Linked DNA regions of Homo sapiens: region 2 is linked to region 1. Evidence: chromatin contacts called from ENCODE Hi-C or POLR2A ChIA-PET data. All regions are on one chromosome and are shown on one strand. The core of a region is the stretch at or near the end of the contact, and the rest is flanking DNA. Distances in the headings are between cores, read along the strand shown.

Evidence for each region. Hi-C counts contacts between places; a loop is a spot of excess contacts on that map. ChIA-PET counts read pairs that join two places held with the same protein, here RNA polymerase II (POLR2A). Pooled maps may share reads with other maps.
Region 2: a loop to region 1 is called in a pooled map, with 4 times the contacts of the local background. The contact joins the promoter of PKN1 here to the promoter of C19orf53 in region 1. A Hi-C loop is called at or near these places in 2 of 50 pooled maps. POLR2A ChIA-PET finds 5 or more read pairs at or near these places in 4 of 52 experiments (CD8-positive, alpha-beta T cell, activated CD4-positive, alpha-beta T cell and naive thymus-derived CD8-positive, alpha-beta T cell).

The regions. Positions count from the first base shown.
Region 1 is chr19:13,773,097-13,775,754 of GRCh38, reverse strand. C19orf53 (chromosome 19 open reading frame 53) reads right to left here and starts at 1,299. Exons shown (of 3, transcript NM_014047.3): 1 at 1,181-1,299; 2 at 1,048-1,103. The coding sequence starts at 1,277. MRI1 (methylthioribose-1-phosphate isomerase 1) reads right to left here. Exons shown (of 6, transcript NM_001031727.4): 6 at 1,473-2,658. RefSeq lists enhancers at 234-762, 763-1,292, 1,269-1,468, 1,539-1,608.
Region 2 is chr19:14,431,972-14,434,629 of GRCh38, reverse strand. PKN1 (protein kinase N1) reads right to left here and starts at 1,324. Exons shown (of 22, transcript NM_002741.5): 1 at 1,088-1,324. The coding sequence starts at 1,108. RefSeq lists silencers at 595-704, 995-1,064, 1,235-1,574 and enhancers at 284-856, 857-1,430, 2,305-2,584.

The DNA of each region.
Region 1 (2,658 bases), core at 50-2,549:
AAACCGACACTCTGGGGTGACGAAACAATTTGCTCAAGATCACAGGGCTGTTTACTGTGGAGTACAATTCAAACCCAGGTTTGACTCCCACCAAAACCAGTTTTAAATCTCCTTCCAACTTCTTTACAAGCTCAACCTTACCCATCTACATATAAATGTTGCACTTAAAAACAACCATAGGGTGGCTCACGCCTGTAATCCCAGCATTTTGGGAGGCAGAGGCGGGAGGATGCCTTGAGGCCAGGAGTTCAAGACCAGCCCGAGCAGCATAGTGAAACCTGTCTCTACCAAAAATACAAAAAAAATAAAATTAGCCGCGTATTGGCGAGCACCTGCAATTCTACCTACTCGAGAGGCTGAGACGGAAAGATTGCCTAAGTCCAGGAGGCTGAGGCTGCAGTGAGCTATAATGGGGCCACTGCACTCCAGCCTGGGCAACAGTGAGACCCTGACTCAAAAAAAAATGACGATAACCAACGCACCCTCACACTTCTTTGAGCCCTCTGCTGTTCTAGGTTTACAAAGCTGGGCTTTCAATTCCCTTCCCATGTCACCTCGCTGTCTTCCTGAGTTCAATTAAAGAAAACAGTAACAGCAAGAGGCTGACGTTATTGGAACCCTTTTTGGGCCGCAGGTCTTGCTTCTACGAGGCCCTTTTGAAGTGGTAAGTGGTGTTCCTGCACCCCTTGCACAAGGAAGAAAAGGGAGGCCCACAGAGCTGGGAGTCCTCCAGGCCTCATCCCTTGCCCTTTGCCGATCCCTGTGCTCCTTCCCTCGCCGGCCTCCAGATTTCATCTCTCGTCCCTAGCACGTCCCCCAGCCCCTATCCCTCGCCAGCTTCCACCTCTTACCCCTCTCTGCGCCCCGGGCTCCATCCTTCGCTCCTAACGCGGCCCCTGGCTCTATCCCCTCGCTCCTAGCTCGTCCCCAGGATCCACCCTCTCCCCTCACTGATCCCCGGGCTCCACCCATCCCCCCTCGCCGTCCTCCGGGTTCCACCCCTCGCTACTCGCCGCCCTCCGGGCTCCATCTCTCGCCCCCGCACACCTTCTTGAGCTTTTGCTGCTGCACGACGCGCGCCTTCTTGGGAGCGATAACACGACCTGGGGAAAGATGTGCTCACGTGAGGCCGGGAAGCCGGGGGTCCACCTCGCCCCCAAGTCCCCGGGCCGCTCCTTACCGCCTTTTCTTGGGCCCCGATTCTTTTCAGAGGCTGCCGCTGCCGTCTTACTCTTTGCGGGTTTGTGCGCCTGAAACTTGCGCTGCCCCTGCGCCATGGTCCGGCACGCAGCGGAAGAGGCGGGACTGTGAGCAGTCGTAGCCGGAAGGCACAGGGAACCATGGGATACAGCGGGGCGGAAAAACGCAAGAACTCACGGGATACAACGTGGCACAGAGTTAAAGAGACAGCATCCCACAAGGGTAGTGTAGTGGATCACAGTTGGAGTTTTCAAACATTACGAACAAAACGGTGACAATGATAAGCTAACGTTTATTGAGAGCTTATGTGTTTTAGAAAACTTACAACGTTTTATGATCTTTACACATAAAAACTCAGACTAGGTTAGGGTGTGGCACTCACCTCTGGTACAGAATTTAAGAAGGTTCAAAAACTTTGGTAATAGTAAACAATATTTTCAAGACTTAAAAAATATTTTAATATCCAAAATAATCAAATTGTTAAACTACATCCTGCAGACCGGCAGCATAATTTTGTAAATAAAGTTTTAGTGGAACCAGGGTGTTGAGGTCAGTAAGCTCAAGGCACAAGTGCGGGGTTCTAGCCTCTTCAAAATTTTATTTAGGCCGGGCACGGTGGCTCACGCTTGTAATCCCAGCACTTTCGGAGGCCGCGGGGCGCGGATCACCCGAGGTCAGGAGTTGGAGACCAGCCACGACTAACATGGTGTCTCCAATAAAAATACAAAAATTAGCCAGGCATAGTGCCAGGCTCCTGTAATCCCAGCTACTCGGGAGGCTGAGGCAGGAGAGTCGCTTGAACCCAGAAGGCGGAGGTTGCAGTGAGCTGAGATGGCACCACTGTACTCCAGCCTGGGCGACAGAGCGAGACCCCGTCTCAAACAAATACTTGTTTTGTTCATCATGGATTTTTTTTTTTTTTTAAAGAGATGGGGTCTCACTCTGTTGCTTAGGGTGAAGTGCAGTAGTGCAATCAAAGCACACTGCATCCTTGAACTCCTGGGCTCAAGCCATCCTCCCACTTCAGCCTGAGTAGCTGGGGCTAGAGGTGTGAGTTCCATGCCCAGCTCATTGTTTTTAAATTTTTGTTTGTAGAGACAAGCTCTTCCTATGTTACCCAAACTGGTCTCAAACACCTGGGCTCAAGGGATCCTCCCAAAGTGCTGGAATTACAGGCATGAGCCACCAAGCCTGGCCTCATCATGGATTTTTGCATTAATTTTGATTTTTAAAAAATACTGCTGTAAGGTCAGGCACAGTGGCTCATGCCTGTAGTCCCAGCACTTTGGGAGGCTGAGGCAGGGGGATCATTTGAGTCAGGAGTTCGAGACCAGCCTGGCCAACATGGTGAAATCATGTCTCTACTAAAAATAGAAAAATTAGCTGGGCATGGTGGCGCATGCCTGTAATCCCAGCTACTCAGGAGGCTGTGGCAGGAGAATCGCTTGAACCGGGGAG
Region 2 (2,658 bases), core at 75-2,574, 660 kb before region 1:
CGCCCAGCTCCTCGGCAAGGCCGGCAGGCCATCAGCAGGACTGGGAAGGCGGGAGGGACCGGGGGTTACCGGGGAGACACAAAGGGGCCGGGGGCAGGTGCAGAAGGAGACGAGAACCCAGTTACACAACAACCACAGGACAATGAACTGGATGGTGAGGTGCTAATGGGGACACTGAGGCACAGACATTTCTCAGATTTGGGTCACTTGAACCAAAGAAGGTTGGCAGTCACCCTGGCCGTGCTTGTCACAGACGGGGAAGATGAGTCCAGGTCAGTGATCCCCACCAGGTGGCACAAGGGGAATCTGGCTGGGCGGGAGGCTGGTGCCAGTCACGTGTGTGTGTTAGCAGGGTGGGGGTGACCCAGCCATGCCCAGCCACCATGCAAAAAAGTAGGATTCTATATATGGGAGCATCCCTGGCCTGTTGACTGAGACACTCCCCACCCAGGAGAAGGTTCCACCTGACAGCCCAAGGGTGGGAGTGGGGGTCCCCATTCCCCCGACCTAATGCAGTGACTCGGGTACTTCCGCCAACAGGTGCCAATCTGGGTGGCGTCTGGAACATCATAAAGCTGTCTAGAGGCGGGGGTGGCTGGAGCTTTGTTATGCGGGGGAAGGGCACGGGCCGGGCCCAGCAGCCTCCTCCCCTCCCAGGGCACTGCGCCAGGCACGTGCCCCAGGTGGAGCGGCACCTGCCGGGTACCCAACCCTGGGGAGGGGGATGAGTTTGGGGGCGGACGAGAGGCACTGGGACGCCCAGCCAGCCACAGACACCCGAAGTAGAGCCTCCGCCGCGCCCCTTCTAGTTCTCCAGGAGAGGCCGAGTTTGAGGGTGTAGCAGGGGTTGCCTCCGGGATCGCCCCCAAACCAGCCCAGTCCACATCGCCACCTGCCGAGAAGGGGGCCTCGCTGGCTCCACAGTCCCGGCCCAGGGAGGGGGCGCCGGGCGCTCCGGAGGCCCCCGCCCTTGCCATCGTCACCCGAGTCCCGTTCCGGGGGCTGGGGGGGCTCCCCCGGCAGCGCGCGGGCGGGGTCCGCCGGCGCCGTCCGGTCGCCCCGGGACTCCAGACGCAGGTGCGCCTACCTGCACGGCGTCGCTGGCCATGTCCTCCTGCCGCCCGCCAGGGGTCCCCGCGCGGAGGGAGGGGCGGCCAGAGGAGCGCGCGTGCGCCCCGGGCGTGGCGGGGAGGGGGCGGGCGCGGCGCGACCCTCCCCGGCGCGCGGCCCGCTCCGGCCTGCTCGGCTCCCGCCTCGCCTGGCCAGGCCGCCGCGTCCCCGCGCCGCGCCCTCCGGCCCCAGCGGCCGCCGGGCCTGGTCACGTGACCCCGGAGGTCGGCGCCCGGGGAGGGGGCGGGGCCGAGGGGGGACGGGTTCCCAGAGGCCCCCGGGGCTGCGGGGTCCCGCCCGTCCGCCCCCTCGGTCTCCCGAGCCCGGAGCATCCCCATCGGCTCCCCACCTTTCCTCTTTCCGGGTCCCGAGACGACCGCACGCTGCCGAGGGGTCCCCCATTGGAGCGCGCGGGAACCCGAGGAGAACGGTTCCACGCGTTCAAGCCGAGAGCGGCGGAGGCCTTTGGGCCTCCCGGGACCCCTGAAAAAAACAAACAGAATAACCCCCCACCCCACCCTACCCCGGTGCATTTGCAAGCTCGGGACGCCTGCATCTGTGGTCCCCTATTCAAGGGCATGGAAGTTTCCCCGTTACCTGGAGACAAGCTCTGGGCGGATCTGCATTCAAATCCTAGCGCTTTACGCCTTGAGGGAGACAAACCCTTCCAGGCACCTCATCTGTGAAATGGGAATGATGCGCTCACCTCCTCGGTGTTGGTAAAATTCAATAAGACAGTGCAGGCCAAGAGCTGAGAACACACTAGACGCTCCATAAGTGTTAGCTGCTGTCACTTTTAATGTTATCGTAATTGTTTGTTTGTTGTTTTGCTATTTTTGGACGGAGTTTCGCTCTGTTGCCCATGCTGGAGTGCAGTGGCGCGATCTCGGCTCACTGCAACCTCCGCCTCCCGGATTCAAGTGATTCTTCTGCCTCAGCCTCCTGAGTAGCTGGGATTACAGGTGCCCACCACCATACCCGGCTAATTTTTGTATTTTTAGTAGAGACGGGGTTTCATCATATTGGCCAGGCTGGCCTCGAACTCCTGATCTCAGGTGATCCGCCCGCCTCGGTCTCCTAAAGTGCTGAGATTACACAGGCCTGAGCCACCGCGCCCAGCCTCTATTATCGTTATTGTTATTAAAAGAGGTTTGAATCCCAACTTGCTGTTCATCCTGGGGACCCCTGTGGCCTCTGAGTCTCAGTTTTCCCCGCTATAAAATGGGCATCGCCTTCTTTTTCGGGGCTGCTGCATGCAGATGGCGCTCCATAAATGCAGACTCGTGCCCAAGCGGAGAGTGGAGGCCTCTGCGGAATTTCTAGGGGATCTCCGGGGTCTGCAGAGCGTGCAGCTTTGTTCGTGGCCGCCGTCGGACCCTCACTCCTTCGGAAACCAGGCGAGGGAGCCAAACCTTGGTCTCCGGGGCTCCGGCAGGGAGCGCTCCCTGGCGGCGGTGCCTGCACATTGGCGCCCTTTGGGACCCGAGGAAGCGCCGTGGGCTGCGGGTACCTTGGTTACCCGTGGCTCTGCGTGGTTTCAGTCGTCCC